2 separate regions of the Homo sapiens genome follow, and region 1 is linked to region 2. Evidence: chromatin contacts called from ENCODE Hi-C or POLR2A ChIA-PET data. All regions are on one chromosome and are shown on one strand. The core of a region is the stretch at or near the end of the contact, and the rest is flanking DNA. Distances in the headings are between cores, read along the strand shown.

Region 1 (3,129 bases), core at 457-2,956, 200 kb after region 2:
TGCTGTTGCTTTAAAGTTTGTTTTGTCTAATATAAGAGTAGCTATTCCTGCTCACTTGTGATGTCCATTTGCATAGAATATCTTTTTCCACTCCTTTAACTAAAGTTTATGTGAGTCCTTATGTATTAGGTGAATCTCTTGAAGGGAGCAGATACTTGGTTGGTGAATTCTTACCCATTCTGCAATTTTGTATCTATTAAGTAGAGCATTTAGGCCATTTACATTCAATGTTAGTGTTGAGATGTGAGGTACTATTGTATTCATTGTGCTAGTTGTTGCCTATATATCTTTTTTTTTTTCATTGTGTTGTTGTTTTGTAGGTTCTGTGAGATTTATGCTTTAAAGAGATTCTATTTTGGTATATTTTGGGGATTTGTGTCAAAATTTAGAGCTCTTTTTAGCAGTTCTTGTAGGGCTGGTTTGGTAGTGGCAAATTCTCTCAGCATTTATTTGTCTGGAAAATACTTTATTTTTCCTTCACTTATGAAGCCTAGTTTTGCTGGATACAAAATTATTGGCTGCTAATTGTTTTGTATAAGGAGGCTAAAAGATAGGAACCCCAGTCCCTTCTAGCTTTTGGGTTTCTGCTGATTAATCTGCTGTTAATCTGATAAGTTTTCCTTTATAAGTTACCTGATGCTATTTTCCCACGGATCTTAAGATTCTTTCCTTCATCTTGACTTTAGACAACTTGATGACTATGTGCCTAGATAATGATCTTTTTGCAATGCATTTTCTGGGTGTTCTTTGAATAGTGGTTTTCCTGTATGTCCTAATTATTGTCAGTTTGATTCCATTCCATATACATCATTCCTTCCTTTTTAACAGAATCCCAATTTTTTGAGGAAAAGTAACATACAAGGTGAGAAACTAAATTTTTGAGCTTACTTTGCAGATACAGGTAGCCTTGACACTAAGTTCTGGGCAAAGCACATGTGTCACAGTTACTGTGTGAAGGTTCTAGGAATGTTTTCTTGTTGTTGTTTGTTTGTTTTCATTTGCATGGTGAATAGGCCTCTTTTGTTCTTCCCCCTTTATGAGGATTTTTTTCCTGGAATGTGGATATTAATGCTTTATAAAAGAAATTACTTAAAATACTAGGCCAGTGAAAATTAATAAAGAGGAAGTGGAAGAATGATTATCTGTCAAGCTGTCTGATGTCAAGGTGGTTAATGAGGACAGTGATCCAAACTGAAAGTAGCCTTCAAAACTTTATTCACTTGCTACGATAGTTCAGGCAACAGACAAAGAAAAAGTGCCAGCTCCTCAGTGTTTCATTTCACTCCATGCAATGGCATTGGGTGAGGGCCAGTCCGATGACAGGCAAGGCAGGTGGGTGGGTAGAGAATGCCTCACTGCTGAAAAGCACTGAACAAAAGGCTTCTGCCATTTATGGACCTACGCTAGGTCTACAGGGAGGAAAAGGGAAGGGCTAGCAGTGGAAAAGTACTGGGTCAAAGGGGAAAAGTGTCTTAGTCAGGGGCCCCTTACAAGGACATCTCCGTGGAGGCACCCACCTTTTAAGGAGGTCTCTGAGTGGAGGCACCTGGATTAAGCCTGCTGAATGTATAAGCAATGATGGCCCTAGGCAGGGGTTGGGAGCTGAGTACTTGTCTGCAGCTGTCCAGAGACTACAGTGCATTGACTGTGCATCAAATCTGATGTGGGTAGGGCAGTTTTCCCCCATGAGGCCTCCTAAGCAAAACTTGTGGTTGGACTTGAAGTGTCACACACAGGAATTTGGCCTGGAACCAGACTCCTCATTACCAAGTAAGGAGGAATTTAAAGTTAAAAGGAATAACAAGCATAAAAAAGGATGTTACATAATGATAGAAGTCACAACTGATTAAAAAGATCTTATAAATCCCTTTGAGACAGAGCAGGGACCCCTCTTAGTGGCTTATAACTCCCCTACCTTGAAAGCATGAAAATAAAGGAAAATCTTGAGTTCCTTCAAGGGAAATTCCAGATACCTAGTGAACTCTGAGCAGTAAATGAGCAACTTCAAAAGCAAGGTTATAGTAGCTTAAAAATGATATCAAGGTAGTTAGAGTCATAAGATATTTTGTTCCATATAGAAACTAAAGATAAAATCTTAACATGTGTCCCTGAATTACTTTTCAGAAACCTGTACCCCTGCCAAATGGATGCACTGGCACATACATAGACCTCAGATAAGGGGGAAACAGAGGACTGAACTCTGACTACCCTTCCTTGTTCTAAAATTCTTCTTGAGGGGCTTGGAGGAAGTCACACCCATGAGGCAGTGCTAATTCTTTTCTGCTGACCTGAAATTTTTAAACAAAGCTTCTCTTTCTTAACCATTTACAAATCAGAAAATCTTTGAATTTACCTAAGATCTGTAAGACCCCATTTTAAGATATTCAGCCTCTTTAGGTCAAACCAATGTATAACCTCCACATATGGATTTATGACTTTGCCCATCACCTCTGTCTCTCTACCTTTAAAAACCCTTACTTGTAAGCCGTTGGGGAATTCAGGTCTTAGCATGAGCTACCTAATTCTCTTTGCTTGGTGCCCTGCAAATAAATGCCTCACTTTCTTTCTTTCTTTTTTTTTTGAGACGGAGTCTCTCTCTGTCGCCCAGGCTGGAGTGCTGTGGCGCGATCTCGGCTCAATGCAAACTTTGCCTCCAGGGTTCAAGCAATTCTTCTGCCTCAGCCTCCCAAGTAACTGGGATCATAGGTGTGCACCACCATGCCTGGCTAATTTTTGTAGTTTTAGTAGAGATGGGGTTTCGCCATGTTGGACACACTTGTCTCAAACTCGTGACTTCAGGTGATCTGCCTGCCTCAGCCTCCCAAAGTGCTGGGATTACAGGCGTGAGCTACTGTGCCTGGCCAAATGCCTCACTTTCTCTCACTGCAGCCCTGATGTCAGAGTTTGGCTTTGCAGTGCTGCATAGGCAGGCCCAGGTTTGATTCGGTAATACTTTGAACCAAAAACTATAGTGGTTAAATACACAAAAGTATTAGAAATTCAAGAACATGATTTTTTAAAAAAGCATCTATAGTGGGAGATAGCATTATAACTGTGATACATATGGAATTAAATTTTAACAGGCTTGTGTATATATACAAGTATACACACACCTGTGTGGATATATGT
Region 2 (2,970 bases), core at 234-2,733:
AATGCTATCCCTCCCCCCTCCCCCCATAAAGCACTTTAAAAACCACATTTAAAGTCTCATTTTTAATATGACTGCTCAGCAGTGTTTTGAAAACCTTTTTTCATCTTATTTCACAAAAGACTACAATCGCGCTTCCACTTACGAATAAATCCCCTTGCTCTGACTTGCTTCAATCCTTTTATGTAAAAAAAAAAAAAAAAAAGTCTACCAAAACTTTCCCATACGAAGCACTGCAGTATCTAAAGTTAGCTACTTTCCCAAGTCACTAACACTGGGGACAAAACACAATCGCAACCGCGCCAGCAGGGATGCGCCGCCAAGCTACCACCTCCGTGCCCCCATCAGGCAAGGAGAACCTGAGGTCCCACCTCTTCCTGCCGCTCCCTTCCCAGATGCCCATGTCTGTAAATAGGCAGAGTGAATGACACCTTGGAACAAATTACCTCCGACTGACAGGGAGGGGAGGCCTGCCGTTACCCGGGCCTGGTGCCCGCTACCGCCGCCACGCGCCGGCAAGTCCCGCAAGTCGCCCCTGCCCGCACCCTGCCAGTGCCCAACGCAGAGCAACCACAGACCTGCCTCCAGGGTTTCCAGCGGGGGCGGTGGCGGACCTGTCGTGTCTGGGGACAGGTGCTGGGGAGGCTTTTTGGTCCAGGGATTTCCCTTAGGCGGCAGCAGCGGCGGCTGCCGCTTTTCCGCAGGGCCAGCTGCCACCTCTTCCCGGGCGTCCTCGGCCGGCGGATCCCGCAGCAACGGCGGCAACGGCGACGGCGGCGGCGGTGGCGGTGGCGGCTCCCCGCCGAAAGGGCCCCCGGGCCCACGCGCCTTGTGCGCCAGGTGCAGCGCCAGGGGCCTCACGGGGACAGCCGCCTGGGGCACGCTGCGTCCCAGCACCAGCGCCGGCGACGGCTCTCCCCGCGCCCCAGCGCTAGTGGCGGCCGCGGCCCTCTCCTCCCTCGCCGCCTCTTTGCCCTCACATTCGGGCGGGGGCGGCTGCTCGGCCGGCCGGTTCGCCGCGGCCAACAGCGACTCCCTCTCAGCAGTCACCGCGGGCGGATCCTCCCGAGAATGGGCGGCGGGCATCGGGGCGCGAGTAGACATCGTCCCTCTGCCCCAGCCGCCCCAGCCGGGGTGGCCCCGAGGCCAGGGAACCCGACTGCCCGTCTCTCCGCCGGGACACCGGCCGGCTCCAACTGGGGACAGACAACCCGAGAGCCCGGCGGCCGTGGCCGCCGCTGCCGCCGCCCGCCGAGGCCGCGCAGCGCCCGGCGTGACGCCCCTCCCCGCACCGAACGGAGCGCCAACCGCCCGCCGGCCCCGTCCTCTCCGCGACGCACGCCCCGAGCCCGCCACCACGCGCCGGGAGCCGCAGCCGGGAGCCGCGAGCCCTCACCTGGCGCAGGGCAGCCGCGGAGGCGCAGCACGCCGAGGCCGAGGAGCTTTACCCGAGTTGGGGAGGCGCGAGCAGCCAAAGCTGGTAACTGCCCGCGGAGGCGTGGAGACGGCGAAGAGGGGCGGCCCGAGAGCACGGGGCGGGGCCTCCCTGAGGAGCGTGACGTGGCTACTCACCGGGTCCTTCTCTCGCCGGGCCTCCCGCGGGAGCTGACGGATTCGCCCGCCCGGGTGCCGCCCGGCCCGAGGGTCTGCCCCGCCCCAGCTGCCCTCCGAGTGCGAGGGAGGACGAAGGGGACGACTCCCGGCTCACTGGCTGAGGCCGCCCCGACTGCAGGCTCAGGGGCGGAGCGCGCACCAGGCCTCTGTGGCTCGCGGCTGGCTCGCGGCCTGCCCCCGCGGCGACGGCGGCCAAGGGCCTGGGCGGGCCGCGCACATGGCGCTGGGAGGACCGAGCGCTCGATTTGCCCTTAGGCCCTAAAGCTGGGTCGCAGCTAGGCTAAGGGAGGGGACGCGGTGTCGACCCCCGGCCTGGGGCAGCTCCCAAGTGAAGTGGGCTCCGCGGCCCGGCCGCTTGGCCCGCTGGCGCCCGGCGCCTCCCCCAGGTGAAAGTTGCCTCCTGGCGCCTCGGGGCACCGCGATCACCTGTAATCTTGAGCCACGTCCCAGATGAAGGGGGAGTTACCTCTCGGTAACTGTTTAGGAAACCTTTGCCCCAGCGTTCGGCTTAGTGCGCTTCCCCGCCCGCATTCCCACCCACCAACTAAAAGAGTTCTAAAGCGTTCCTGAGTAAATTAAATAGTATTTCGCCGGCTTTTAAAATTTTTTGTTACCTGTTTCTTTAATTTGGGTAAATAGCACTTAATTACAAATTAACCATATTCCCAATAGGTTTTTTCTTCCTGGAATGGATGTTAAAATGGTACAAAGACGTTTTGATAATAAATCGGATACGAGCTTTCTACTTGGCACTCACATTCACTTAGAGATGATACTCGTTTCATTTTTGAGTCAGTGTTTGTGTCCTGGTGCAAGGTGGCTGAGAGCAGGTTCCGCCGCTGATTTTTTTCCGAGCCCCCCACCAACCCCATAGCCTTGTTAAATAAATTATCTGTGCTCGCCTTATGTTTGGGCTTTCAACCCCCACCCCCCACCCCACGCCCAATAAGTCGCTTCAATTACATTCAACTTGACGTTAATATTTTTTGCTTACTCAAAAGCCGTATTCGGCACAAATAATTTTCCTAAGGCTAATAACCTATTCATACATAACAGCTATAAACAATAAGGGTTTTCTTGTTTTCCGTGTCAGTGATCTCCAGTTTGCCCAACCCTAAGCAACCTGGCGAACCTTGTTGCAATTAAAAGGGGATTGTACTTCCACCTATATTCCCATCCATCTTTACTAGCTCTGTTATTAGTGGCGCTTTGTATTTTTTATTGGTGGTGGTGATGGTGGTGGTGGTGGTGGTTTGAGACAGAGTCTCACTCTATTGCCCAGGCTGGAGTACAGTGGCGTGATCTCGGCTAACTGCAACCTCTGCCTCCCAGGCTCAAGAGATGCTCCTGCCTTAGCTT

What was found. A loop is a pair of places that touch in the nucleus more often than their neighbours do. ChIA-PET counts read pairs that join two places held with the same protein, here RNA polymerase II (POLR2A). Pooled maps may share reads with other maps.
Region 1: a loop to region 2 is called in a pooled map, with 3 times the contacts of the local background. The contact joins the enhancer-like site here to the promoter of LARP1B in region 2. A Hi-C loop is called at or near these places in 2 of 50 pooled maps. POLR2A ChIA-PET finds 5 or more read pairs at or near these places in 4 of 52 experiments (OCI-LY7, WTC11, activated T-cell and 1 more).

The regions. Positions count from the first base shown.
Region 1 is chr4:127,855,413-127,858,541 of GRCh38, reverse strand. No RefSeq gene overlaps it. Among named protein-coding and RNA genes, the nearest start is that of PLK4, 24 kb to the left of the region's middle. Within about 2 kb of position 1,706, at least 3 of the 41 ENCODE cell types and tissues checked have a DNase peak (open chromatin) inside an H3K27ac peak, as active enhancers do.
Region 2 is chr4:128,059,825-128,062,794 of GRCh38, reverse strand. It overlaps LARP1B (La ribonucleoprotein 1B), which reads right to left and starts at 1,483. Exons shown (of 20, transcript NM_018078.4): 1 at 1,394-1,483. RefSeq lists enhancers at 401-1,259, 1,260-2,118 and a silencer at 577-2,076.